Regions from separate parts of the Homo sapiens genome. Here regions 1 and 3 are each linked to region 2. Evidence: read pairs that join two places in POLR2A ChIA-PET (ENCODE). Cell type or tissue: Caco-2. All regions are shown on one strand. Each heading gives the region's core, and the rest is flanking DNA. Links, peaks and the distances in the headings are about the cores only. Region 1 has its middle 42 kb from the start of TRAK1. Region 2 holds the start of SS18L2 (SS18 like 2). Region 3 overlaps VIPR1 (vasoactive intestinal peptide receptor 1).

What was found. ChIA-PET counts read pairs that join two places held together with the same protein. Peaks named below come from ENCODE experiments on the same cell type or tissue, not always from the same donor. Only the 100,000 strongest peaks of a DNase experiment are listed, where the experiment ranks them.
Region 1: POLR2A ChIA-PET joins it to region 2 with 5 read pairs; 4 of 35 experiments call an interaction of 5 or more read pairs at or near these places.
Region 3: POLR2A ChIA-PET joins it to region 2 with 6 read pairs; 10 of 35 experiments call an interaction of 5 or more read pairs at or near these places.

What each region holds. Positions count from the first base shown.
Region 1 is chr3:42,044,318-42,054,238 of GRCh38, forward strand. It overlaps a transcript of TRAK1 not described here and the pseudogene RPL7AP83. Among named protein-coding and RNA genes, the nearest start is that of TRAK1, 42 kb to the right of the region's middle. RefSeq lists an enhancer at 7,205-7,706. In Caco-2, for the core only: no CTCF peak of the experiment used is centred there; no DNase peak of the experiment used is centred there.
Region 2 is chr3:42,585,252-42,595,172 of GRCh38, forward strand. It overlaps SS18L2 (SS18 like 2), which reads left to right and starts at 5,609. Exons shown (of 3, transcript NM_001370300.1): 1 at 5,609-5,715; 2 at 6,274-6,350; 3 at 9,171-9,921. The coding sequence starts at 5,647. The coding sequence ends at 9,258. It also overlaps a transcript of SEC22C not described here. In Caco-2, for the core only: no CTCF peak of the experiment used is centred there; a DNase peak (open chromatin) is centred at 5,530; H3K4me3 peaks cover 2,159 bases.
Region 3 is chr3:42,507,075-42,516,995 of GRCh38, forward strand. VIPR1 (vasoactive intestinal peptide receptor 1) reads left to right here. Exons shown (of 13, transcript NM_004624.4): 2 at 6,675-6,780. Among named protein-coding and RNA genes, the nearest start is that of VIPR1, 9.4 kb to the left of the region's middle. RefSeq lists an enhancer at 283-577. In Caco-2, for the core only: no CTCF peak of the experiment used is centred there; DNase peaks (open chromatin) are centred at 437 and 3,467.

The sequences.
Region 1 (9,921 bases), core at 2,250-7,249, 540 kb before region 2:
ACTTGGCTAATTTTTTGTATTCTTGGTAGAGACAGGGTTTCACCGTGCTACCCGGGCTGGTCTCGAACTCCTGAGCTCAAGAGATCCACTTGCCTCGGTCTCCCAAAGTGCTGGGAATACAGAAGTGAGCCATTGTGCCTAGCCCATTGTATTTTCTTGAAGGCCATTTGAATATTGGTTGTGTTAAATGGAAGGACTTTTCTCTGTTTAAGAGGGCAACTTTCCTAGAAAGTAGAGTCAACAAATTGGATTTGCAGAGGTTGGGCTCTGGAGCCAGAAGGCTCAAGTTCAAGGCTGTCTGTGCCACTTGCCAGCTGTGTGTGGCTGTTTCTTGAGCTCCCTGGTAGAGCCGATGTGGGAGCCTCCTCCATCTGCATGGGGAGAAGGGGAGGTGCTACAGGTTAAATGCTTATTAATAAATGCTCTATTTGTTATTAAGAAGATTTCATGGCAAAGATCAACCACTGAAACAGCCACGAGTCTGCTGCCAATTTTCTCTGTTTTCTTTCCTGTGCTCTGTTTTTTTTTACTTCAATTACACGATTTCTCTGGATTTTTATGTTACCTTAGTTTTGGAAGCTAGAGCTACAAAACCAATGTGCTTAAGAAAATAAAAACTTTGCCAGCTGATGCTTGTGTGTTTTTTTAAAGATTTGTTTTTTTTCCTAATCAGGAAATTGGATGTGGCAATTTTGAAATGTGGTGATTAAAATTTTTCAAAGGAGAAATCTATTGTTACCATAAATGTATGCTCCTGAGGATGCATTTCATAGTGCATTACTTCTCTACAAACATGTATTTTTTGTTTGTTTGTTTTAACTGTATTTAGAAGCTGGACTCATGCTTCTGTTAAAGGAAACCTACTGTGGGAACTATTTGAGGGTAAAAATTTTGAAGGAGGAATCACATTATTACTCATTTAAACCATAAACCCAGGCCGGGCATGGTGACTCACGCCTATAATCCCAGCACTTTGGGAGGCTGAGGTGGGCAGATCACCTGAGGTCAGGAGTTTGAGACCAGCCTGGCCAACATGACGAAACCCCATCTCTACTAAAAGTACAAAAATTAGCCAGGCATAGTGGCGCGTGCCTGTAATCCCAGCTACTAGGGAGGCTGAGGCAGGAGAATCTCTTGAACCCAGGAGGCAGAGGTTGCAGTGAGCCCAGATCATGCCACTACACTCTAGCTTGGGCGACAGAGCAAGACTCAGCCTCAAAAAACCCCAAAAAACATAAACCCATTGTTCTCTGTGAGGTGGTGGGTCAGCATGGATCCGATCCTAGGTGGTGGGAAAACACCCTTTGCCTAATGCTAATGCGTAAGCTCTGGCTGCTGAGTACACCTTGTACAGACTTTGGAGAGATGGGAGTAGGGGGCATTTGCTGGACTTGAATTTACACCTGTGGTTGGGATCCAGGACCCAGACTGGGGAGTCCAGCTCTTATCCCCACCAGCAGTTATTCTGTGATTCTGAGGCAGTGCCATCTGGCTACCACCCTTAGCCAAGACTCTTTTACCTGGGATGGTTAGATATCAGGCTGCTGTGTTTAGTAAATTGAAACACTTTATAATGTGCTTTATTCAGAGTTACTGAGTTCTGAATCAGGCCTATATTCCAGGGCCATTGCTATAATTGCCTATTAGCATATACAGACAGTTTGAAAAATCTGTTTATTTGAGCTTTTTGCTTATGTGGACTTTGGATAATTGAGCAATTCAGTATATTACATAGCGGGAGTCCTTGTGCCTACACATCTCTGAGCCTGCAGAGAATGACTCTCTTCACCCTACCACTCTCTTTCCTATGTCAGGCCGGTATCTAAGCCAGTAATGTGTGTTCTGGGCCAGTGGTCCCTAAACTGAAGGGCAACCAGATAAAAACTGGAAACTTAACATGGGTAGCAGATTACCAAATTTGGAACCAGAAGCTTTGCTTCCTTGATAATCATGGTTTTGACTGAGCAACCTTTGCAATTTTATATCTTTTTGTTGATTTAAATCTTCTGTAGAGAACATTTAAAAAAAAAAAAAAGACCACACATAATTTTTACACCGTTCAGGAACTCCTAAGAGACCCTTAGGAGGCCATAACCTGGGAAGGTTGGGAATAGGGGCCACGTCTCTACGGCAGGGTAGAGTTAGAGGAATGAGGGTTTCGATGGCCCTTTGGCCATCTCGCCTGGCTGCCTGGGCTTCCCTTCTGGAGGGATTTATTGGCTCATCTAACAAGCCAGAGGATAAATGAGCTGGTGCCTAGAGTTCCTCTGACTTTAGTATCCCCACTGCTGGGAAGATGGAATTAAGAGGATGTCTACAGAATGCTTGGAGCCCTTCTGAAGGGAGAAGATTAATCACTATGTTTACCATTGTCAAGTCTGATGTAGACTAGAAGGCACAGTGTCTGCTAGAATTTATAGTACTTGCTTTGGGTGGAAGAAATGTAAATTTTTCCCCCTAAGACTAATTCCCCATCATAAACCCCTAAGCACTAATGGTGCTAATTGAGTAGTTTTCTCTTCCTTTTCAATATGTGCGTGCTTTTTGGTTATTGATTCTGGATTTCATGAGCTTTGGTATTTATTTCCTGAGTGCCCTGAAATTATTATTTTTTAAATTAGGATGGCCTCAATTTCATTTAGTTTTTAAGGGGTTATGGAAACTGATTAGAATGGAAGATACTCATAGATTTATCTAATTTAGGATAACATTTTAATACTTACTATTTAAATTCATTCTTTAAGTTAAACATGGCCAAGGTATTAGCTTGTACTTTTTAAAAGGAAAAGCTGTTCTAAAAATGCATAGTTATTGTGTACCTGAATTGTCTTCATATGTTTAATGGAGACAAGGGGAGTATAAATACTCTCACAAAAACTGATCTTTTTTTTTTTTTTTTTTTTTTTTTAAATCTGTCGCCCAGGCTGGATTGTAGTGGCATGATCATAGCTCACTGCAGCCTTGAACTCCTGGGCTCAAGTGATCCTCCCACCTCAGCCTTCCAAGAAGCTGGGACTACAGGTACACACCACTGTGCCCGGGTGATTTTTTTTTTTTTTTAACTTTTTGTAGAGATGGGGTCTTGCTTTGTTTCCCAGGCTGGTCTTGAACTCCTGACTTTAAGCCACATTCCTGCCTTAGCCTCCCAGTGTTGGGATTACAGGCGTAAGCCACCACATCTGGCCATAAAAGCTGATCCTTTAGCAGATCTGAAAAGTAGAAAAGTGGACTTAAGATTTACTTTTTCTAATTTCTGTCCCACACTTCTAGGTTTGGCATTAATTAGGTAAAGTCAGGACAAAAGAAGGAAGATGGAAACTCTGGCACCCATAGATACCTATAGTTAACTTTAATGTAAAATAATGACTATTTTTGTGTTCCAACCAATTTTAAAGGTTCCAATTATTTAGGAAAGAGATGAAAGTAAGAAACCATCCCAAATTGTACTACTCAGAAATACCTAGTGTTGGTAGCAGGGAACATCTTGCCAGAGAAACTTCTGTGTGTGTTACGTCTGCCTGACTTTATTTTTAAATAATTCATTTTCATCAAGGCAATCATATGCACATAGCTTTTTAAAACACTCCCCCCCATAGTTTCTTTTCTTTTTTTTTTTTTTTTTGGTAAAATCACATGCACAAAGCCACACAAAACAGTAATAGGATGGTGAATTATAAGATAAATCCTTCTACAATAAACATCCAGGTCAGAAAATAGAACTTTGCCAGCTTCCTTAGTAACCCCTCTCTCCTCCACTCCAAGAGTAACTGCCATCTTTTTATCATAATCTCTAGGCAACATAAAATTTTGCCTGTTCTTAAGAACTTGATATGTATGTTGTCTTTTTCAATCTGCAGGTCCCCCTCCAGGCCTTTCTTTTCCTTACATTTTATCTACTGAGAGATAGGCCGTTGAACCTGTAGAGTTTACCACGGGTCTGAAATAACTTTACTTTTGTGCATACTCACAGTGCACAAAACTAAAGTTTTGGGATTACAGGCATGAGCCACCACAGTGCCCAAGAGTAATGTCAGCATGGCTCTCAGTTCAATGTATTTCCTGCTAATTCCATGTATGTGGTTTTAAAAAAGGCAAATGCTACTCAAAGGTCAATGAAAACCACTGTGGATTCTATTCTGTGTTCCACCTGCTCTACTCTTAGTCTTGTTCCCGAAAAGTCACTGTTTCTAACTTGTAACTTTTTCTTTTTCTTCGGTTACAGTTCTTTTTTTCCTCTACAGTTCTTTTCTTTTTTTTTTTTTTTGAGACAGTGTCTTTGTCTGTCACCTAGACTGGAGTGCAGTGGTGCGATCTCAGCTCACTGCAACCTCCACCCTGGGCTCAAGGGATCCTCCCATCTCAGCTTCCTGAGTAGCTGGGACCACAGGCGCACACCAGCACACCCCACAACAATTTTTGTATTTTTAGTAGAGACGGGGTTTCCCCATGTTGCCCAGGCTGGTCTTGAGCTCATGAGCTCAAAGCAATCCACTTGCCTCAGCCTCCCAAAGTGCTGGGATTACAGATGTGAGCCACTGTGCCTGGCCTGCCTCTGTCATTCTAAATAATATCCTTGTACATGGGACATTATTATTTTTATCTTCTGAGACAGGGTGTCACTCTGTTCCCCACTATGTTGAGCTCACTGCAGTCTCAACCTCGTGGCCTCAAGCAATCCTTCTGCATCAGCCTTTTGAATAGTTGGGATTACAGGTGCCCACCATCATGCCCAGGTATTTTTTGGGGTTTTTAGTAGAAACGGAGTTTCACCATGTTGCCCAGGCTGGTCTTGAACTCCTGGACTCAAGTGATCCACTCACTTTGGCCTTGCAGGCATGAACCACCGCACCCAGCAGGGATGTTATTTTTATTCTGCTCCCATGCTTGACTGCTGGTTGAAATGGATATGGAATTCTAGGTTGAAATAATTTTCCCTCATAGTTCTTTTAACCACCTGTTGTTAAGAAGTCTTTTGCCATCTTGGTTCCTCTTCCTTTTTTATGTCATTCATTTTTTTTTTCTCTGAAAGCTTTTAGAAATATCTAAATTTTGGGGTACTGGGTGGTACTTTTAAAATTCATTATGCCAGGCACTCAGTGGGCCCTTTCCATCTATTTTTTAAAATTATTTATTTATTTATTTACTTACTTTTTCCATCACCCATTTCTTAGTATGAACCTTTCCATCTAGAAGTTTATATTCTTTATTTCTAGGAAGGTTTCTTGTATCATTTCTTTGATAATTTCCTCCTCTCATTGTCCCTCTGTTTTCTCAATCTGGATATCCTCTGGAATTGATCCTCTGTTTTTCTTCATTCTCTATTCTTAATTCTCATTCTTTCATTTGTTTGGTATTTCCTCAGCTTTATCCTTAGTCCTTTTATTTTTCTTATTTCTACTATTCTTTAATTTTCAAAAGCTTTCTTTGTAGCTTTCAAAAGCCCCTCCTAACTTTTTTGGAATGAGTGTCCTAGTCTTATTTTCTGGATACAGTGCCTTCTCTCTCTGAAGGCATTAATGATGATTTTTGGAAGTTTTCTTCTGTTCTATGCATCGTCTCTGTTTCCTGGCTTCTTTCTCTGTTTGCTTTGGTGTCTGTCTGCAAGTTGGAGGCTTTCCTCAGGTGTCTAGTGGTCTTTGGTTGTCCTCATTTGAGGGAGCTGGCTGGAGCTCTATGTGCAGAGCAGGGCTTGTTGACAGTAGGGCTGTGTTATGAACAATAAGACACTTGGCCTTTTTCACCGGGGACTGTTTGGGTATTGGTAGTTTTTTCCCTTGGACTGGTTGGTTTGCCCAGAGGGGAGCCCTCCAGTCCCCTGCTTGGCTGATGATGCTTTGTCAGTCGAGTTGGGGAAGGGAACTGAGGGTGGGGGGGTGTGAGAGTCGGGGGTCTTACACTGCTAAGTATAGATTTACAATCCATTCTCAATCCTACTTTCATTTGTGCCTGGTGTTCCAGAGCCTAAGCTTGTGTGTTCACTTTCTCTGATCAGTTTCTGCTGCAGTGGAGAAGGGACCATTGCCCGGGCGTTCAGGAAGGTGAGGACCTGCAGGAGCTGGAGAGGTATCAGTGCTCATTTATATGAACCTTGGGTCAGTCCTCCCGTTTTTAGCTATAAGCCTGATTCTCCCTTACTACCCTCCAAAGCCCAGTTCCTACAAGCCCTGAACCCCCTTAGAGTTCATCGCTTTTCCTTGGGACCCCTGCAGGTAATCTTGGCCTTGTCCCATTAAGGCAGTTAGGCTTTGTCTAGCTGTTTTTTCATCTTCCAAAAATCTGTCAAAAATTTTCATCCTTTTTTCCGTTTTCTTTGTCCTTGTGGGTTTATTATATCTTATTTTTAATTTTTATTTTTTTTGAGATGGAGTCTTGCTCTATTGCCCAGGTTGGAGTACAGTAGTGCTATCTCAGCTCACTGCAACCTCCACTTCCTGGGTTCAAGCAATTCTCCTGCCTCAGCCTTCTGAGTAGCTGGGATTACAGGCCTGTGCCACCGCGCCCAGCTAATTTTTGTATTTTTAGTAGAGACGGGGTTTCACCATGTTGGCCAGGCTGGTCATTATTATATCTTTTAAAAACTTCCTTTATGGTCACTTTGGTGGGAATTAAGGAAATAAAGTCGGAGACCCTCTGGTTCACTTTCTTATTTTGAAGGAGAATTTTTATTTTTATGTGCAGAAGAGCTCACATTATACATTTAATTCTTAAAAATTTTAAATTTTATTATTTTTTGTAGCAGTTGGGTCTCGCCATGTTTCCCAGGCTGGTCTTGAACTCCTGGGCACAAGCAGTCTACCTGCCTTGGTCTCCCAAAGTGCAGGGATTATGGGCTTGAGCTGCCGCGCCTGGCATTCATTTAATTTTTAATCCAGTTTCATGGCAACTTGTTTGGCCTTTGTCTTTTCCAGGTGGGCTTGGCTGTGCAAGCCTTGGGTTTGTGGCCCAGGGCATTGCCTCCCCAGCAGTGCAGATCTCATCATATCTGTCATTGTTGTAGATCCTGATAGCTTTCACCATTCTAGCCAGAGAGAGCTCTTAGTTGTCTGAATTAACCAGTGAAGGTGAGGGTGGTGCAGATTTTTCTATGGCGTTTCCTTTGATAATTCAGTAGGGAGCCTCCATTCTATGCCCAAGAGAGGGAGGAAGACAGCCAACCCAGTGGATCCATGCCTTCTCATTTTCCACCAAGGTGGGGATGGTATTAACCCTGTTGGAAGGTCAGATGCTCTTAGCAGGGACTTCCCCTTTATCTGCAGCTTTCTCTAAATCCTGGGCCAACATCTGCAGCTTATTTTCTTGCTTTGGCTGTCCTTTCTCCATATGGACCAGCTTGAGCAGCTGAGTGGCTATTCGATGGCCCACGACCTGAGTGAACTGGCCTTCAAAGGCTCAGAGGAGATGGCTAGCCCTTTGCTACTTGCACTTGAATGAGCCATTATGAGAAAGATAGGATGGAGAATTCTGAGTGATCTGGGAGACTGAGAGACCTTTATCTTTTAAGACATGAAAGACAATGGAGGTCTGGCTGCTTCACCCCCAATTCCCAGAATACAGTCCTGGTGGCTATCCAGATGTGTGTGGCTGAGATTTTTTTCCTTCTTAAACTTATTCCTCTTTGAGCCCTATCTTCTCTACTACCCAGTGACGTGACTCATTTGGAAGCCACCCTGTGCCTTTGTGATATGACAGCTTAGCATGTGACCAGCTTTTGAATGATTAAATCTGCAGACTCCATCAGAAGCAAGGAGTAATCTGTGAAGTCCAAACTCACAAAGTAGTTAAAGATGATTATAAATTAAAGAAGCACCACCTGGGCGGGTCTCTAAGGGACATGGCATCAGCCCTGTGCTGAACAGTCCATTGTGTCATATCTTAGGGATTATGTGGCTTGACATTACTTGCTCTTTCAGCAGTAGCCCTCACTATAGTCCCCAACCAGTACCGTCAGCATCACTGGGAGCTTGTCAGAAATGCAAATTCTTGGGTCTTCAGACCTCAGAAACTCAGGCATGGGGGCCCAGCAATCTGTGTTCTAACAAGCCCTTCAGGAGATTCTGATGCTCTTTACTGGTTTAGATGATCTTGTAGACTGGTGCAAAAGTCAGTCCTTCTGGGTTTGGGGGTTGCTCCCACATAGCCTGGAAGGAGGGAACAGTAGTCTTATCTGAGGCTTCCTCAGGGAAATAACCCTCCAGCTTAAGGCCTCTTATGCTATTGTTGAGCAGATTCAGCCTCTGATTTAGGAAAGTAGCCAATTGGAGCAAAAAGCATGATTCAGTCTTGAAGGAAAAAAATAACTTGGGCTACTCTGCGTCATGTGAAGAAGTAACTGGGTCTCGTGTGGATGCCAGTGATAACAGTTGGCATACTGGGGATTTCCTTCTAATCTTTATTCTGTGTGCATGCAGGATGTGCATTTAATCTAGTTGGGATCCCATTGTATGCATTGTTCTGTATTGCCCCCTCCCCCATTATGAAAGAGTCCCGTGACACCACAGTGTTAAGGACTGAGGTGGTAAGGGCTCCAGGATGTCAGTGGCTATCAGAGGTCCCCAGCTCTGAGAAAACTGGTGGCTGAATGCGTAGTCCCCGAAGAAGTCATTTTCCCAAGGCATTTGGAGTTGTTGGTGCTACTGGCACATTTTGGACCTCTGTTAAGGGGAAAGACAGGGGGAGCTGACTGACTGGGCTACTCCATTGCCATTTAGATTTCCTGACTCTGCAAGCTGGCTGAATGTTGCTTTTTCATGTGCTGCCTGGACTAAAGCTGTCTGATTCTTTCCTTCTGAACAATGGCTGTTTTTATGAGATCTTGCTTCTCCCAGGCAGTGGCCCACACAGTGAAGTCTTTTCTTTCCCGTTTGTGTAAGCTAGTGGACCTTATGGACTCTGTCTGGCTGACTTTTCTCTAATGTTTACAGTTCGTGTAGTGTGATAGCCGAGCTCATTTTCCGTGTGAAGAAAAAGAAAAGGTGGATAATGGACCGCCTCCCCCTCCCTGCCTCCAGAAAAAAAGGCACTCAGAGAGAAAAGACTGCAGTCCCATTCAGAGTCGGGTGGGGGGGGGGGGCGGGGGATGGCAAAGGGGGAGGGTAAAAGAGGACCCTTAGGGCAAATGACTGTTCTGGGGATGGGGTGGGGAGTCAGCCTTCTTGGGGGAGCTGGGGATACTTTGTGTAGGGCCCCATTCTGTGGTATGGGCTTCTTTCCTCCTGGACCCTGGTGTAGGCTGGAGAAATCAGTATTATGGAAGCCACTGCCTCCTCACCCCGCCCCCAGGATCTAGGCCCAGAGGACCTGGCAAAAGCTGGGTTGGCACCCACACCCAGGACCTGCCCGAGCCAAGTCCACGCTGCCCCTGCCTGACCTGGGCTGGTCAAGTAGAGTAGGCCTGAACTGCCCGGGTGAAGGAGTATCCCAAGTCCATCATACCGCCTTTCCCCTCCCTCACCAAGGGAAAATGAAACCCCACGTGCCGAGGGCTACCTTTGCTTTTTCTGTTACCTTTGATGGATTGACTGCTCATCCCACACAATTGGGACCAAAATCTCTGGCCCTGCAATCAGTCTGCCCTACTCTGATGCTTGCTTAAGCTGTGACAAAAGATACTTGGATGCACAAAGGTCTCTTTTGAGTTTAATTGGAATTTCTCTAAACACTCTGACTCTCCCTGAATCTTCCCTGTTTCCTAAGACCAACATCGTGGAGTCAGTAGATTTAGTGAGCACCTGCTAATTACCACTGGGGTGTTGAGGATTCAGGGTAGACAGCGACCTGTCCTTATAAAGCAAGCTAACATTTGAGTATGTATCTGTGCATACTCAATGAAAAATGAATTTCATTATTTACCTGAATAACGAAATATTCAGGGCTCCTTATGTGCTAAGTACTGTGCTAAGCACTTTGTCAACATAATCAATA
Region 2 (9,921 bases), core at 2,702-7,701:
TCAGGCACCATGGTAGATTGGACAACAGGGGTGAGATGTAGTACCTAAAGTCCTAGCTCTCATCTCCAATCATTGTTCACTTTGGCTCCAGGTTCACAGTCAACTCCAGAGTCTTTCTCTTCCAGTCCTCTTCAGTCCTCCACTCCTAGGGTAACACCCTGGACCACAGAAGAGCTCCACCTCTGAAGTTATAAATGCAGACACCTGATCTTTCATCTGTCCTTCTGCTATTCTCTGAATTCCTTTCATGGTTTCTCTAGCCTGCAGAAACTTCCAGTTCATTTGTCCCTCTACTTTGTTTTATTTATAAGCTCCATCGAGTCTTCATTTCCTTCCCCATCAGCTGAGAGTTCAGGGTTTATCACCTCCATCACATTCTTCCCAATATACTTATATTCCTTGCACAGTTATCTTTCTGGCATAACTAGAAGGATAGTAACACCCATCTGGCAGCACTACAATCCTGGAAGAATCCAACCTTCTGTCTTCTCTGAATCTGCTTCTTGGCTCTAAGTGCTGCTGGACAAAATCTCACAACCACACAGATCAGTGCTACATACATTGTCAACTTCAACTAGGTCCTCAACACCTTTCAGCGCTCCTATTTGCCAAGGCAGCTCTCTCTCCAGCTCTCCCCCAAAATCAACTTCCAAATATCCTGCATGCTCCCCAGATCTCCCACTCTTCAACCCCCCCTCCCCCGCTTGCTCTCCCAGGAACCTCCGTTACTGAAGAAAGAGCAACCATCAAAGTGATGTCCCTTAGCTCCAGACAACTCCTCTCCTTCCAGCTACCACCTTCTTTCCCCTCTCCCCTTTACAACCAAACCTCATGGAAAAAGTGGTCTATATGTGAACACTCCATTGCTTCACCTTCACCTTTCATTATTTCTCAGTCCCCTGCAGTTCTGATACCTGTTTCACCATATCACTGAAAATGCCCTCCTCAAAGACCTAGTCTTTATTCTTCCTTGTTCTTTTGTTGTTGTTGTTGAGACAGAGTCTCGCTCTGTCACCCAGGCTGGAGTGCAATGGCACTGAGGCTTACTGCAACCTCTGCCTGCCGGATTCAAGTGATCCTCCAGCCTCAGCCTCCCAAGTAGCTGGGACTACAGGCCTGTGCCACCATGCCTGGCTAATTTTTGTATTTTTAGTAGAGACAGGGTTTCAACATGTTAGCCAGGCTGGTCTCAAACTCCTGACCTCAAGTGATCTGCCTACCTCGGCCTCCCAAAGTGCTGGCATTACAGGTGTGAGCCACTGCACCCACCCCTTCCTTGACCTTTCAACAGCATTTGTCATTGCTGTCCTGTATGTCCTTTTCAGTCACTGTTTAAAAAAAAAAAAAAAGCCATAACCCCCACTCTCCTGGTTTTCCTCTTCCTATATCTCTAGTCTCTTTCTCCCCTCAGTCTCCATTGCAGCTTCTTTTCCTCTGCCATAAGAGAAACTATCACATTCTCCTTAGGCAGTCTTATCCACTACATAGTTCCAGTCAGTTTCTACAAGTGATGTTTCTCAAAGCTGTATCTCCAACCTAGCCTTTGTCCCTGAGTTTCAGCCCCAAATAGCCACAAGCCTCAACATCGTTTGACATCACCTCACACTGTACATTTCCACAACTGAATATATCACCTTCATTTCCATTCCAGCATCTCCCCCACTGTTCCCTGCCTACATAAGGGGCATCACCAGTTTCTCAGTTGCTTAACCCAGAACCCCAGAAGGCATCCCTAATTTCCCTTTTCTTTCCCTCCCCACTTGATCACTAAGGCCTGCCAAATCTACTTCTAATGTCTTTCAAATGCACACACTTCTTTTCTCATTGCTCCCACTATCTCTGGCCTGCATGCTTGTAGCAGCCTTGTCACTGTTCTTTTTGTTTCTCATCTGGGCGTCTTCCCTAACTTTCACCATGTTACAGCCAATAAAACTCTAAATGCATCTCAGGCTTCATCATTCTTCTGCCTAAAACCATCCATGGCTCCCATTACTCCTAGGAGAGTACAGAATCTGGACACCTGTGTCCTGCTTAACCTCCACTTTGCCTTTATACTGCCTTTATAAACCTTTTCTTCTGGAGGTCTTTCCCTGTATGCTGGAACAGGTTGGTCCCCTATAACACCTGCCTCACCCTAACACCATCTCATTTTTTTTTACCTGATAGAAACTTTAATGATGTTAAAAAACCAATCAGTCCAGGTGCGGTGGCTCACGCCTGTAATCCCAGCACTTTGGGAGGCCGAGGCAGGCGGATCACGAGGTCAGGAAATCGAGACCATCCTGGCTAACACAGTGGAACCCCGTCTCTACTGAAAAAAAAAAAATACAAAAAATTAGCCGGGCGTGATGGCGAGCGCCTGTAGTCCCAGCTACTGGGGAAGCTGAGGCAGGAGAATGGCATGAACCTGGGAGGCGGAGCTTGCAGTGAGCCGAGATCGTGCCACAGCACTCCAGCCTGGGCGACAGAGCGAGACTCCGTCTCAAAAAAAAAAAAAATCAAATCCTTATATAAACCTCACTCAAAACCTTCGCTTTAGGCCAGGCTCTGTGGCTCACACCTGTAATCTTAGCATTTTGGGAGGCTGAGGTGGGTGGTTCACCTGAGGTCAGGAGTTCAAGACCAGCCTGACCAACATGGTAAAAACCCCCATCTCTACCAAAAACACAAAATTAGCTGGGCGTGGTGGTGCATGCCTGTAATCCTGGCCACTTGGGAGGCTGAGGCAGGAGAATTGCTGGAACCCCGGAGGTGGAGGTTGCAGTGAGCCGAGATTGCACCATTGCACTCCAGCCTGGGCAACAAGAGTGAAACTGTCTCAAAAAAACAAAAACAAAAACAACAATAACAACAACAACAACAAAAACCGGGGCCAGGCACGGTGGCTCACGCCTGTAATCCCAGCACTTTGGGAGGCCGAGGCAGACAGATCATGAGGTCAGGAGTTCAAGACCAGCCTGGCCAACATAGAGAAACCCCATCTCTACTAAAAATACAAAAAAATTAGCTGGGCATGGTGGCTTATGCCTGTAGTCCCAGACTACTCGGGAGGCTGAGGCAGGAGAATTGCTTGAACCTGGGAGGTGGAGGTTACAGTGAGCTGAGATTGCACCAATGCACTCCAGCTTGGGCAACAGAATAAGACTTTGTATCAAAAAACAACAACAACAAAAAAACCCCTTCACTTTATTCCTCAAAACATGTATGTCCCAGTTCCCTCCATTTCAGAGCCATAAACATAAAGCCTACAGGTAAGATACTTAATACCCAGGACAGATCTTTGTGTGTATATATACATACCATATGTAGCATTATGTTATATAGTATTATATAAATTACATGAAATTTTGCATAAGATTGGTAAGCAAGTCACTTAAACTTTATGAACAAAAGTATAGGCCGGGCATGGTGGTTCATGCCCATAATCCCAGGGAAGCTTTCACAGGTGGGAGGATTGTTGTCTGGACCATCTCATGTTATTGTCATTCCTCACTTGTCTAAACAGGAATAGGGCTGAGTGGAACTACGGAAGACCTGTATCCTGCTCCTGATGTTTCCTTTTCTGCCCACTCTGTGTCTCTGAAAGCTTTGGGGAATTTTCCTGAGGAGGAAGCCTGATGTGGAGTTAACAGTGCAGGCTTGGTAACCAGGAAGCCCTGAGTCCGCCCCAGCTCAGGTGTTACCTCACTTCTCTCACCGGGTTTACCTCTCTGTGAAATGGGATGAAAGCAGGCCGGGCACAGTAGCTCACACCTGTAATCCCAGCACTTTTGGAGGCCGAAGCGGGCGGATCACGAGGTCAGGAGTTCAAGACTAGCCTGACCAATATGGTGAAACCCCATGTCTACTAAAGATACAAAAAAAAAAATTAGCCGGGTGTGGTGGCAGGCACCTGTAATTCCAGCTACTCAGCAGGCTGAGGCAGGAGAATCGCTTGAACCCGGGAGGCAGAGGTTGCAGTGAGCCGAGATCACACCACTGCACTCCAGCCTGGGTGACAGAGCGAGACTCTGTCTCAAAAAAAAAAGAAAAAAGAAATGGGATGAAAGCTGCCTTTTCACAGGTTTGAATAAAGGGATTGTGGAGAGAAAGCCCAGTAAAGCAGATGAGCTTGCTCAGGATCAGGGCCACCACTCAGGGGAATAAAGCTCTAGGGACCTCCCCTTTTTAGGAGTGTAGGTTCCCAAGATCTCCCTCCTAAATGAAGTGGCCGCTGCTCACTCCAGGGAAAACGAATCTTGTTACCACATCCACCACGGATGGCTAGAACAGGGGACCGGTACCGCATAGCAGGAGGTGAGCAGAGGGCGGATAAGCATTACCGCCGAGCATTCTGCCCCCTCAGATCAGCGGGGGCATTAGGATCAGCGGGAGCATTAGATTCTCACAGGAGCGTGAACCCTATTGTGAACTGGACTTGCAAGAGATCTAGGTTGCGCGCTCCTAATGAGAATCTAATGCCTGCTGATGTGAGGTAAAAGAGTTTCATACCAAAACCACCCCCACCTCCGTGGAAGACAAGAAAAATTGTCTTCCACGAAACCAATTCCTGGTGCCAAAAAGGCTGGGGACCACTGGTCTAGAAGACTACAACCAATTCAGTTGCAGTGGTCACCAGGAGTAACCATGTGGCCCAAGAAGGTATGTCCAGCTTCCTCCTTGCATCTTGCGGCACAACACCTTTGCGGTATGGTGCCTGGGCAGTCCCGGGTTGTTAAGGGTGAGAGTTCTAAAGCCAGGCTGCCCGTATTCAGAGACTGGCTTTGCTAAGGAACCTTGGGCAAGTTACTTAACCTGTTTCGTCATCTGTAAAATGGAGAAAATACCAGTGCTTTTTAGGGTTGCCAACCTAATAAGCATTATTCCTGCCCCAAATAAGTCCAGGCTATGTGGAAAAACGCGAATTTCTCGTTCAGCAAAGAGTAAAGCTAATACCAGAGTTTTCCTGGCCTGCAGATTTGGCCTGGCAGGAGACAATGCCATAGCCAATGTTCATGCTCCAGATGCAGACCTGGAGGCACAGAGTGATGTAGAGAGGACAATGGATCTGAAGCCATGTATCTGGGTGCCAGACACGCTGGGTGAAGCCGAGCAAACCGCTCCTGCAGATAGATTGAGTATGCACACCCAGCACTTTGGGAGGCCGAGGCGGGCGGATCACGAGGTCAGGAGACCGAGACCATCCTGGCTAATATGGTGAAACCCCGTCTCTACTAATACAAAAAATTAGACGGGCGTGGTGGCGGGCGCCTGTAGTCCCAGGAGGCGGAGCTTGCAGTGAGCTGAGATGCGCCACTGCACTCCAGCCTGGGCGACAGAGCGAGACTCCATCTCAAAAAAAAAAAAAGCATGCACAGCCTAACACTGGAGGTGCTGACGCCAGGTAGGTCAGCAGTAGACCCAGCCCCAACCCACAAGTTTCGCTCTCCAGACTGCGCAAGCGCAAAGGATACGAAAACGCCCCCGGCGTTCTGGGGGCTGGGACCGAGGAAAGCGCTGAGTATAGCTCTTGCGCGTCCAGTCACAAATGACGTCCCTTCTGTACCCCGCCCTGTAGGCGGGAGCATCCAATCAACTTCGAGAGCGTAGGCCCCACCTATCGTGGGTCGAGTTGCTTGGCGGTCGTGGTTCCGGAGGTTCCTCGGGATGTCGGTGGCCTTCGTACCGGACTGGCTGAGGGGCAAGGCGGAAGTCAATCAAGAGACTATCCAGCGGGTGAGCATCCACGCGGGCGGGCGGGCGGGCGGAGAGAAGTCGGGATCCCGAGGGGCTGCGGGGTGCGAGAAGCATCCTGTAGTGAGCGGCCTCCCAGCTGACTGTGAAGGGTGCTGAGCAGCCGGGGTGCGGGGTGAGATGGGCACGAAATCAGCACAGGCGCCGGGGCAGGACCCCGGCATGGGGTTCGGTCCCCCGCCGTCCAGACGTCACACTGCACTAACCCTTTCTCTCCTTTTTTTTTTTTTTTTGAGACGGAGTCCCGCTCTGTCGCCCAGGCTGGAGTGCAGTGGTGCATCTTGGCTCACTGAAACCACCGCTTCCTGGCTTCAAGCGAGTCTCCTGCCTCAGCCTCCTGAGTAGCTGGGATTACAGGAGCGCGACGCCACTCCCGGCTAATTTTTGTATTTTTAGTATGGGGTTTCCCCATGTTGGCCAGGCTAGTCTCGAACTCCTGACCTCGTGATCCGCCTAGATCGGCCTCCCAAAGGGCCGGGGTTACAGGCGTGAGCCACTGCGCCCGGCCTGCACTGACCCTTTCTTTCTCTGATCTTTCAGCTCCTTGAGGAGAATGACCAGCTGATCCGCTGTATTGTGGAGTATCAGAACAAGGGCCGCGGGAACGAGTGCGTGCAGTAAGTACCCCCACCCCCGCGCCCCTGACCTGTGGGTAGAGGGGAAGCCTGTGTGATGCGGTGCTTTCTCGAACTAAGAGTCTTGGGTGATTGATCGCAGTTAAGCCCCTCTTTGAACTGAGGAAAGAGAGGCTCAAAGAGTTTGCCAACCTGCCCAAGACCATACAACGAGTACACTGCGGAGCCTGGAGTCAGACGTGGCTCTTTCTTCAAAATGTGAATTATTCTCACTGCAAAGCCTCCTTCACTCAAAGCTATGCCGGCTGATGACAACAGGGATGGGGGTGAGAGCACACAGAAAACTAAGCTCAGGAGATTAGAGCCATGGCCCCTTTCTCATCTTGGATCCCTGCCTCATCCTTTCTCTGTTAAGTGAAGGGGTCAGGCCATTTGACTGCTAAGCTTCCTCTCATTTCTAACTTCCCGTCAGTCTGTTAGTGACACACACACAAAGACAAACAAAGGATTTACAAGTTAAGTCAAAGGTAAATTGTGCATAATAATTTAATGCACTCCCTAAGTAGATACCAAAATGAGAGAAAATAGAGTCTGAGTCTCTTTTCCGAATCTAGTCCAGGTATTACGCCCATTTTTTTCTTTTCTTTTTTTTTTTCTTTTTGAGACAGTCTCCCTCTGTCACCCAGGCTGGAGTGCAGTGGTGCAATCTCGGCTCACTGCAACCTCCACCTCTGAGGTTCAAGCAATTCTCGTGCCTCAGCCTCTGAGTAGCTGGGACTACAGGCGTGTGCCACCACGCCCTGCTAATTTTTATATTTGTAGTAGAGACAGGGTTTCACCATGTTGGCCAGACTGGTCTCAAACTCCTGACCTCAGATGATCCACCCACCTCGACCTCCCAAAGTGTTGGAATTACAGGCATGAGCCACCACGGCCGACCTTATGCCCATTTCTTATAGAAAAATATATTATTTCATTGTTACTGAAGAAATGTTTCACAATCCCTACCCCCTAGAAAAATTACCTACAGTCCCTCACTGAATACCTTAATAGAATAGTAGAGATATCAGTTTTTGGGTAAATCTTTACATCTGACTCTGGCATTTGGTAATTTGATTTTTAAAAGTTTATGGTAAATACCTTCTCCTTTTTCTATATGAAAAATGGTTGCAAAACATTCCATTTGGTACAGTAATTCTCAACCCAAGGGTAAGAAAGTTATCAAAATCTCCTAGTGGGGTTTTTCAATTGCACAGGCCATGCTTTCTGAGCCCTTGTCTGATTTATTTTTTTGGGTGAAGAACTCTACCCCCCCCACCGTAAACTTATGTTGATCATGAAAATGTTTTGTCCCTTCTTGAAGTTGTTGAACAGATATTTTATAAGTACAGTTGGTCCTCTGTATCCATGGGTTCTGCATTGCATTTCAAAAATATTGGGGAGCACAAAACAATGAAAAATAGCAACACAACAATAAAAAAAATACAGTATAACAACTATTTATATGGCATTTAAGTTGTATTAGTTATTATAAGTAATCTAGAGATTATTTAAACTGTGAGCCAGGTGTGGTGGCTCATCCCTGTAATCCCAGTACTGTGGCATTACAGTGGGAGGCTGAGGCGGGCAGATCATCTGAGGTCAGGAGTTCAATACCAGCCTGGCCAACATGGCAAAACCCCATCTCTACTAAAAACTAAAAATACAAAAATTAGCCAGGCGTGGTGTGTGCCTGTAATCCCAGCTACTTGGGAGGCCGAGGCAGGAGAATTGCTTGAACCCAGGAGGTGGAGGTTGCAGTGAGCCAAGATCACGCCACTGCACTCTAGCCTGGGTGACAGAGCAAGACTCCGTCTCAATAAATAAATAAATTAAAGTATATGATATGGAAGGCTGTGTGTAGGTTATATACAAATACTATGCCATTTTTTATAAGGGACTTGAGCTCGAGCATCCTCAGATTTTGATATCTAAGGGGAGGAGGGAGGTGTCCTGGAACCAATCCTCTGTGGATACCAAGGGACAATTGTACTCCTGGTACCAGGCACTGTTTCAGACTCTGGGAAATCCATAGTAAAACAGATACCAGCTCTGCACTCACAGAGCTGACATTCTAGACTCTAGAATCTATAAGGAAATGTATAATTAGGCACATAATAATAAGTGCTTTGAATAAGAATAAAGCAGAGTAAGTGGGGGGAGGAGTGCTATTTTATACATGGTATGTCTGATAAGGTGATATTTGAGTAGAGACCTGGGGTAAGGGAGCCAGCTATGCAGTAGTAAGGCATAGTGAGATAAGTAAGACAGAGAAAGCATCAGGTGGAAAAGCCCCCTAGTAGGAGTGTGCCGGATATCTTCAAGTCACAGAAGGAGGCCACTGTGGCCAGTATTCAGTGAACAAAGGTATAGCCATAAGAGGTGAGATCAGAGGGGGACTGGAGGCCCCCATCATGTAGGGCCTTATTAGGACACAAGAACAGCTCACCTTTACCTGAATGAGATGGGAGCCTTTGGAAGGTTTTGAATAGACATATAACATGATTTTGATTTAAATTGTACAGTAATCTCTCAGGCTGTTATGTGGAGAATAAAGTAGGTGCGCAAAGATAGATCTGGGAGACTAGGTGTCTACTGCAATAGTTCAAGCAAGAAATGATAGTAGCTATGAAAGTAATCAGTAAGAATGGGTGAGAATCTGACTATATTTTCCTTAAATATGTTAAACAAGAAGGTTGATAACACTGAATCATCCAGTCAGTGGATGAGCCATTCCACTAGAGTGGGTAAATTATTTTCCAGTTTTTTGTTCATGGTCGGTAAAAACAAGCCTCTGATTTTTGCCTGTTTTTTTGCCCATAGGTACCAGCATGTGTTACATAGAAATCTCATTTATTTGGCTACCATTGCAGATGCCAGTCCAACCAGCACTTCAAAAGCAATGGAATAATCTTTCAAAAGCAATAGAATAATCTTCCATTTGGCTGTCGTGAGGAGTAATTGAATGTAATCCATCTCTTACAAAATGGAGACAGGGTCTTTACCAACTCAACTGGTTAAAACATGAATGAAACCTCTGTGGCTCTTTCGAAACGTGAAAATGTGAAGAAAGCTACTAACTTAGCTGTATTCTCATGTAAATATTTTTTAAATAATTAAGCAAATCCCTCAATAAGTTGAGCCCAGGTGTCCTCTTTCCTGAACTTGGAGCATGTTTGGATAACAAAGACATCACTGGGATGTTCAAGTCTACTTTTTAGTTTCAACCTGAAGAGGAAACTCAGTAGGTGTTGGGCAGGAATTGGTGAGATTCCTGACTTGATACCTTGCTAAATGGACATGTAACTGTGTGCTCCTTCCTATCAGTTTGTAAATGTGGTCCCCCTGACTGCTGTTTTCAGATTGCTTTGAAATAAAGCTTATTTTTCTATAAAATACTGATGTGGAGGTATAGAAGTTTTCATGTAATAAGTATTCCATTTGGTTTTCAAGAATAACTGTGAGGACTTAACCATAAAGTATATAAAAACAATACTATTATCATTGCCAACAAAATGAATAGTGATTTCTAATTATTATCTAATATCATCTGATAATAGATGATGTTTAATTT
Region 3 (9,921 bases), core at 385-5,384, 80 kb before region 2:
CATTTCAGAATGCATCTCTAAAACCAAAGGACACTCTTCTATATAACTATGATACTGTCATTACACACCTAACAAAATTGACAGGAATTGCTTAATATCTAATATTCAAATATCCCCAGCCGGAATGTAATGAAGTGCCACAGGATGAGTGGTGATATTATCCAGGGCTTGGTCTTCTCGCAGGAGTTTCATGTCTGTGTCTGACGGGACTGTCCAGCGAGCTGGCAGGGAGAAAGCAGGGTGCCTTGGCAGTGAGCCTCAGGCTAGCCTCCACTGGGAGGACCCAGTCTTTTCGTGCAGCCCCTCTCATGCGGCCCATTATCTCTCAGGAAGTGCCTCCTACTACCTAACTTCAAAACAAGTTCTTCCTGCACAGCAGGTCACCAGAGGAGGGGGAAGAGGCCACCAACCAATCTCCATGTACTAAGGACTCATAGCCTTGTGGCTGCCTGTGCTGGAGTCCAGCCCTCTGCAGGTGGCTCCAACACCAACGTCACCCACAGGCACTGTGTTTATAAGCTGAGTCCTGCAAACTCCAGTTCCCTAGGTGTGGCCAGGATCGTGAACAAGCAGCAGAGGATTTAAACTAAATGCTTAGCCTGTGTTCCTCTGCAAATAAAGGCTTCATGCCCCCAAAAGAAACCTTCCAAGAAGAACCCTTAGATGGGAACAAGCTAAGTGTCTGTGCTTGGGTTCTGCTAATTATGAGAGCCCTTGTCCTGATATCACTCTGAGATGTGGAAAGTTCTTCTTACCCAAAGCACAATCCTGTATCCTTATGTCTCCCCCTCTTCCTCCCCATCCCCATCAACACTCACACAGCAGTTCTCATTCTCTTCTTCTACCAGAGCTCAGCCTTCCCCAAGAGGAAGTGAGGCTGGCAAAAAAAAAAAAAAAAAAGAATTTGCAGCGGGGAGGCTTTGGGCTGTTGGCTAAGGGATGTAAAAATACAAGGAAGAGAAATCAGTACGGGGCGAAGGTAACTGGCAGACTTGAGACCTCTGGTGGGTACGGCTGGCACTTGTCAGTGGGTAGGACCTTCAGCCTACCTGGGGTTATGCAAGGCACTACGGCTGTGGCTAGGCTTGGATGTGGACAGCAGGGGCAGCCTGGCATGAGGACTGGACTAGAGCTTTGGCAGTCGCTGCTAACCCCCCTGGTGCCTGGCTGGTGTCTTTTACATGTGACCCTCAACCCCAATTCTAGAAGTAGGTGGTATTGTTATTGTCCCCATTTTATAGATGAAGTTGAGTAAATTGCCCAAGTCATCCAGCCAGGAAGCAGCAGACAGTCTCATTCTGGAACCTGTGGTCTGAACTAGGCTCTGCCACCTCGTGAAGAGGGGCTACTACTTCCAGGGTGGGCGACGGCGTGTCACATGCTGCGCTGGGACTTTAGATATTTTTAAAATTAGTAAAATATAGAAATCTGAATTGACAGCTCAGTGAATTGTCACATATGTGTACACCTGTGTCACCACTGCCCAGGTCAAACTATTATACATTCCCATCACCCTAGCAGGCTGCCCTGCAATGAGGGGAAGTCTTATTTTGATTTCCTTTAGTGCTCTCTGCAAAGCTGGGAGCATGTTTCTCCTTTCTTTTGTGACTCCTGGATCCCATGATCCAACTTATGTCCTTTACCCACTCCTTTTCTGCCCTTCCTCCTCCCACCTTTTCTCTCCTCTCTCCCCTCTTGCCTCCCAACTACAAGGGCTGCACGTTCTCGCCCACTCACGTGCAAAAGCCAGCAAGGATGGGAAGGTGAGCTGCTGTCCTGTGTGCCTGTGATCACACTGCTTTCTCTCTGGCTCCTCCATTCCCCCTGTGTCTCTTTTTTACCCCATGATTTCAGCAGGGGGCTGGCAGAGTAGAGTAAATAAGTCGTGAGATATGAGATGGTTTCTGTAAAGGGCTAGGGTCATGTGGGAGAGGGTAAATGAAACCACTCCTGAGCCCCCTGTCCTCTACTCCCCATTCCCCTGCCTCCATTAACAGTTGCAGGCTGGAAAAAAATAAAATAGCCCTCTTGACAAACCTCAGAAGCACAAATCATCCATGGAGGCTCTGCATGCTTGGCAATTTGCAGACAGTTCTTTCTCCTGCCTCACCTTATCCAGCCTGCTGCATTCTGTGCTCCTCTCAGAGACCAGCTTCTCCTCGGAGGGACTCATGCTTCCTGCTGTGCTACTTGGCTCCTCCTGCCCTAGTTCTCTGGCCCCAGATGATGAGGCTGGGGCTTCTGATTCGAGGCAGTAGCTGTGGTCTCAGGCTTCCCTTGAGGGGATTGAACATGGCCTACGAACCTGAGCATGGCCCACCCTGTCTTTCAGAGCCCCTTGCATCTAACAGCTACAACTCCCAGCATCTTCACCCATACCCCCATCACCACACCTAGCCTTTGCTCCAGATCTCAGAGAACCCCACATGGACAGGAAAAAGCAGGGCTTTCTCTCTAGCCCCTCACCAATTCCTATGCTTGACTGAGCTCCAAAAAGTAAGCTTAAAGGCAGCCTGACCCTGCCGTTGAGCTGAGGCTAGAGAGTTTTGGTCCAGGCTGGGCTCTCAGCACCTTCTTTGGGGCAGGAGTTCCTAAGCCCAGAAGGGACCCAGGCTGAAGAAGACTGAAGAAGTCCACAGCATCTTCTCCATCCTGGTCTTCTTCTGTCCTCTGCCATGGGGCTAGCGGGATGTGGGAGGTGAATGACAGGGAGTTGGCAGGAGAATCCTGAGTCTAGTTGGAGACAGGGACTAACCAAGTCTTGTTCATTCCACCTGCCCCCTCCTCTCTGTGCCCTCTCTTTATACCCACTGTCCTGCCCAGGCTTCATCAGTTCCTGCCTGGACTGGTGCAGTAGCTTTCAGCCCCACCACCTGCAACCTGAGGGATCTTTGTAAAATGTGTATCCCCCATCCTCAGTCTCCTGCTTCAAGTCTCTGTTGGCCCCCATGGCCTAGGAGTGAAAGCTCACACTTGAAAACTGGCATTCCAGGCCCTTCCCAATCCTACCCCAGTCTACATCTCTCAACTTGTCTCCTGATGCCCCCAGAACTCCTTGCTGCAGCTACACCAGGCTTCTCACAGCCTTGCATGTATTAGGCATTTTCATGCCTCCATGCCTGTGCACACGCTGCTCTACTTTCTGGGGTGCTCTTACTCCACTTCTAATTGTCTAACTTGCACATCCTCCATGACCTACCTCTACAGAATGAGTACAGCATACCCATTCTGTAGGAAGCCCAGACTCCAGCTATATCCCACCCTGGAACACTTCCCTGACATCAGTAGACTTGGCTATATTCAGCCAGGGAATTTTTCAACTCTCTCTGTGTTCCTGAAGTCCAGAGGGATAATGAGGATGTTTAGAATAGGGAAATAAATAAGTGGGAGAGGAAGTCCAAAGTCTGCCTGAATTCCTTAGTGATAAGGACTAGAGGGAGCTGCCCTGGCCCGGTCCCTCAAAGGGCAATGGTTGACCAGAGGGTCCAAGGCGAGGCTGTGTTGAAGGATTGATGCAGTCCAGACCAGCGGTCAGAGACTTAGGTCCCATCTGGGAATGCGCATTTGCTGGGTGACCTCAGGTCCCTCTTTGGGTCTCCATTTCCTCTACCCCTCCCCAGATAGGGCTCAACACTAAACTAAATTGTGACAAAGAGAGAGCTCATCTTCCAGACCACACCCACTGTTTCATAAACACCACAGGCTTCGGTACCCACCCCTCCTTTCTCTCCAAACTGCCTCTAAGGAAGGGCTGTGTGTCTGTGCTGCTGAGGGGGCAGAGTTGGCTGGAGAAGTTGACCCAACACTCTTCTACCCTCAGAGAGTCGCAAGCAGAAGCTGCCAGAAATCCTAGGCGCCCATGGTGATTGGGAAACAAATATTTCTTGGCAAACTATATGGCCACAGTCCTGGCTTAAGAAGGCCCAGAAAGTGAGGGCGTCCATTATCTTGTCCTCAGAGGGCAAGGCTGGACACTTTTGTTTACAGCGACCAACAGAAAACTCAACTGATCCAAGCCATAAAGGAAAGGCATCAGCTCATGTTGCTAGCAGTAGAGCTGGTTTCAGGCATGGCTGCATTCACAGACCCAGACAATATTAAGAGAACCTGATTTTTCTCCATCTCTCTATTCTGCCTTCAGCTGTATAGTTTTTATCCGTGTGTTCCACTTGTCAACAAGAAGACAGCAGAAGCTTGAGCCCTTGCTTCCTTTAAGGTTTCCAGTCCAGTGGGGAAAAACCAAATTCACTTTCTTAATCACTTAATCCAAAGTCCCAGGAGTGAGCCTCCTGGCTCTGAGTAGCCTGACTCAGGCCATGTGTCAGGCACTGTGGCCAGGAATGCTCTGATGGACTTAAGCCTTGGTCACATGTCAATCCCCTGGAAGAGGGTTCATCAGAACTCCATGAACTAGAGGTAGGGAAGGAGGTTGTTTCCCAGACACAGATGAGGACATGGCACCAGAAGAGAGTAAAGGATGGTGGAAGGCAGAAACAAGAGATATCTGCTACCATCCATCCTGTTTTGACGTTACAGTGTTATGAGAGATAAGAATGGACAGGAGAATCAGGAGACGCTGGGAAGGGGCCAGAAAGCAGAAAGAACCCTGTTGCTGGTGGGAGATGGGGTTGGGATGGTACCTTGGTGAGAAATGTGCTCCAAGACAGGCAAGACAGACCAATGATGGGACACAAGGCAGGGTAGCCAGTACCCAGATTCCTCTTCCAGAAGCCACCTCTGAGATCTTCCTGGCCACTATTCCCCCTATACTTGAGGATGAAACAGCCACAAATCCCTTGAGACAGAGTGTCTTGAGCATTTCAGCCTGAGTAACCCTTATGGGAAGGAGAGAAAGCACATGACCCCAAAGAGGAACCACAGACAGTTTCCTTGAAGTCTCCTATCTTTTAACAGTTATACGAGTAACTGTATCATGCTCCATCACACAACTGTGTTACTTTCAATAAGTTTTAAATGACTTACCAGCTAATGTCTTTACCCCCATTGGCTGGTAAAGGTGCAAGATGGAGCTCGTGCTCACTGTGGCTTCCAGGGCAACAGCACTTAGGCAGGTGAGGTCTGGATGCTGGGGAAATCTAAAGGAGTCCTGGAGAGGGAGGCCTTCCCTGGACCTGGACGAGGTCAACCATGGTGCTAGCTGCTTCTGGGAGTGTTGGCCTGCAGGTGACCTGTGAGACAGAGGCTCCACCAGAGAGCCCTCAACAGGAATGAGAGAGCTGTTTGGGGTGGAAAGGACTTGGCTGTGCAGCTTCTTAGGCACTGAGTTGTTCAGCTTCAGCTTGGACCCCTCTCCCTCCGCAGCAATGGATTGCTGGCTGCCAGCTGGGATGCACATCCCAGTAAATGGAGCTGATTTACTTAAAACAATGGTCAAAGTACTAAGCACTTTGGTGCCTGCAGGCCAGGAGGGACCCCCTTAAAGGAAGGTCCCCCACCTATGTTCTTCCCACGGACCCACTTCAAGAATCTCTAAGTCGGCAGGGGAGGTGGTTGAGGCCCACGTAGCCTACAGAGAAACTGAGGCCCAGGGAGGTAAGGACCCTGTCCCAGGGTGGGAGGGACAAGCTGGAGGAGACACTGAGAATGTCTGATTCTGGAGTGGTCTTGCTGGACTCTCTTCTATGGCCCTGGTGGAAACTGACATTCTTCTCCCAGGCAGAGATGAGGAAACTGGTGTGGGGTTGCCGGGGCCAGCAACCACTTTTCTAAAGCCAAAGACGCAGAAGGTGCTGCCAGTCCAACGCTTCCTCCATGGAGGCCTTCACCCACCCACACCCATCTAAGAGTTCCCAAGACCTGTTTTTTCTGGCTATTCCTAGACAGCCATCACCCCCACTCACATGTCTTCCACAAGGTCAGTGACCCCAGTCACACTGGTCTGGCCCACCCCTGATCCCTGGCCAGGGTACAGGGAGGGGAAGAGGAGAAGCTTGGACTTTTCCATCCCTTCTCTTCACCTTCCAGAAGCAGGGGAGGCCTGGTGGGATCCTAGAGGGGCTCTCTTACTTCCTTAAACCTCCCCACCCTCAGTAGATCTGGTATAGCTTGAATTATTTAGAAACTAAAAAGGAGGCAGGTGAGGTCTGGGCAAGGAAGGCCAGAGTCCCCTCCCTAGCCTGGTGACCCAGGGGACTGAGCACAGAATCCTGGAATGACAGAAGCTGGAAAATACAGCTAGACTCCTGGATTCTTCCCAGGGCTGGCCCTGGGAACCAGAGGCCAGGATCCAACTCCACATAACAGAGTAGTAGCACGAGCTGGCCCCACTCATCAGGGAGATCAAGACAGGGACAGACTCTCAAACCAAGCTGGAGAGTGGCAGAGTCCAGAGGGCCAGCTCAGGCCTCTAAGGGGAGGCCCTCTTGCCGCCATCTGGAGTTGTGCCACCCGCAAAGAGACAAAGCAGTTACAGCTGCAGCACTAATGGGGGAGCCATCAAGAAGCTGTGGCAGGGTCCTCGGGGCCGACCCAGGTTTGGGGGCAATGGACAACAGGTTGGGGTCAGGTTCAGGTTTCAGTCTTGGGTTGGTATTGGGGTTCCATCTGGAACTTGGATCTCTTCCAGGGAGAGGGCAGGTGCAGTCCAGAGACTGGGCCTGGTGCTCCTGAGTCTATGGACGAGGCTGATGGGCCCTCCCTGTCTTTGTTCTCAGGGCGGCCAGGCGGCCAGGCTGCAGGAGGAGTGTGACTATGTGCAGATGATCGAGGTGCAGCACAAGCAGTGCCTGGAGGAGGCCCAGCTGGAGAATGAGACAATAGGTGAGGCCCCCATGGGCAGAGAGGGGCTGCATGCCCCCAGGGAGCCCAAGATTCCTCATGTCTCAAGCTGAGATCCAAGTCACGTTCGTTCCACATTTATTGGATGATGGTGAGGAGCGGCTGGGGAGCCAGATGGAAGAAGAAAGGGGCTAACAGGCTTCCACATTCCCACCCCAGGTCTGGGGAGCTCCCAGCCGCAGCTAAGGAGGACATACTAAATTGGGGTTCTGAAAAGTACATGGAGCCAACTCTGCCTCTGGGGGTCCCTATCCCTCTTCTCCAGGAAAAGTGAAGATCTCCATGGCGGCCAGCCCACCCAGGACACAAGGCCCAGGGTGCTATGTGGTGGGGGATCTGTGACCAATGAGGGCAGGCAGGTTCCAGGACCCCCTGGAGCTGGCATGGGAGAATTAGCCCCATAACACCACACTCCAGGATTAGAACATTGTACTGTTAGCATCTCCAGAGGAAGAAGAGGCACATTCAGTCACAATATGTGACCCCCACAGGGACCACATGGAAGCTCAAAGCCATCTTAGTGGTCCCGAGCAAGAAGGGGCACAAGTTTTGTCTGGAAAGATGTGGAATACTCACCACAGCCAATATTCAGCCTGGAAACTGAGGCCCACTCCTCCCTCTCAACCCCAGGCTCTGCCTCTGCTACATCCAGAGGACCGATAGTGACACCACACACACACACACACACACACACACACACATACACACACGCCCAGCCCCTAAGCATACACATACAGGCAAACACACTGGCCTCTCCATCCCAACCCACCCTTAGTGGCCAGATGAACCATCAGCTCATTATTCGGCTGATGAGACAAGTCAAGGTCAGCCCCAGGGGCTGAGCACATGAGGGCCCCAGCCACTCCTCCTCAGGGGGCTGGGAGAGCCCCACCTGGCAGTGTGAAGGGTAGTGCCCAGCTACCAAGACTGGACAGCAGGGCTATCAGGACAGATGACAGCACCCTCCTTTTGACTCAGCAGCCCCAGGTAAGAATGGATGGAATTCTTTGGTACCACTTGAACCAGACTTGGAGGGGTGAGCAGGTTTGGAGAAACAGAGAGTCTGGGAAGGTGGGAGGCACTGAGGCAGACTTCCCATGGGGAGTGGGGCATGGTTGGCAGGTTCAAGTCTTACTGCCAGGGACACCAGCCTGGCATGTCTGGGCTGGAGGCATGAGATGGCTGGGCCCGTTCTGGGCCTCCATCCCAGGCCATCTCCCCGCGGCTGAGCTTACAGTTATGTAACAGCCTTGCTCAGGAGCAGGGAGCATCTTTACGTCTTCCTGGCTCCCTAGTTCCCCTTCCACCTCTCTAAAGCTGACAGTTATGTAACCCCTTCTGGGTCCCTCTTCTTGGCCCTGGTGCCCAGGCTGTCTGCCTCCTGTTCTGTAAGTGAGTATGTGTAGCCTCACAGATGGGCTTTGCCTACCCTTGTCTCAAAGCAGGACAACCCCTTGACTCTAGGGCCCAGAGACTGAGGCATGGGTCACGGGGTGGCTGGGCCTGCCCACTACCTACAGGCCCCACCCCACTCCACCAGTGCAGGGAGCCAGGACCAGGTGCAGACAGGCTTTGGCAGGCCCCAGCGGTGGGATCATAGGCAGCCCCAAGAGGCCCAGACTCTAGACTCCACTGCGCACCTCCCACGCCTGGGGACAGGCCACCCTCGTGATTCCAATGAGGTCACTGCTGGCACAGCGTTCCCGTCGGGTGCCAACACCCTGTCACCAGCAGCCAGGCTGGGATGCAGAGAAGGGCCAGCATAGGTTGTGGCCATGGGTCTGCCCGTGACCTTCTGTAGGGCTCTGTGCGTGTTCATGCACATCTAGGTATGCGCTCCTGGCCCATGTCTGTCTGGAGCTGCGTCTGTGCCTCTGGGGTCTATAGCTCTGTGTCTGACTCTGAGTATCTTTGTGAGTCAGAAGTGTGTGTCTATTTAAGCTTGGGCACATGCCATCTCGACATGCCTAGATGTGTCTGCCCAGTGTGCTGTGTCTCTGTGTGTTGGCTTGTATGTCTATCAGTGTGAATGTCAGTGATACACCCAGACATGTCTGTCTCTCTGAATGTATGTCTCTGTGAGTTGTGTGTCTCTCTGTGCCCATTTGCTTGTGTCTGTGGTCTGTGTTCAGGTAAGTGTACATGTGTGCATGTTTGCATGTGTGCCTGGTGTTCTGTGTACTGGCATGTACATGTCAGTGTGTGTATCTCTGTGTGCACACAAGTCTACAAAATGACACAGCAGAGGCCCCACCTCATCTTGCCTCACCATCCCTTACCCCAAGCTCTGGGTTGGGCTTTCCTGCTGAGGGCACAGCCCCACCTGTGGGCACACACAGCCAGCCTGGGCCCTGTATTTCTGTAGGCCTGGTGACATGTGTGATGGGACCTATGGGGCCTCATTAGGGCAGGCACACAGGAAATACTCCCGTTGCCTAGCCCAGGACAACAGGCCATTCCAGGTACCAAGTATATTCATGGCTGTCACCCCGTCCCCTGCTTCCCTGACCATGTCCCTCATATTGGCCTCTCATCCTGCTCCCCTGCCCTGCTGGCTGCCCTACACCCCAGCACCAGTTCACAGCCCAGCCTTGGTTATGCTGAGATTCCTTGAGGCCAAGTGTGGCCTCCCAAGGGCAGGGCCTGGTTTCCTCTCTTCTGTCCCACTGCAGTGAAGCAGAGCTCAGGGCCAGAGACCCAGCCCCGGATTCACTCCCTGGCCTGTGCTGGCAGCCGGAGGTTTAGAGAGCCCAAAGTCTGGCAGGGACTCAGACACAATAGCCGGCCTACAAAACAGGGCGTGCCCAGTGCTGTCAGAGAGGGGTAAACAAAGTCCAGCAGCAGCAAAATTCCCAGAGAAATGACAGGCCTTCCAACCAAGAGGAGTGGGAATAGACTGTACCGCTTACCAGCAACATGACCTTGAGCTGGTTTTCTAATCAGTCTGTGCCTCCATTTCCTCATCTGTGAAATGGAAGCATTAAATAAGTTATTCATCCAAAGAGGTTAGAACAGTGCCTGGCACATGCAAATGTTATATGAATGTTTGCTGATATTCTTAACAGGGTCTTGAACCCCCAGCAGGGTTTGACTGACCTGAAGTGCCCCTACTCAGCTTTCAGA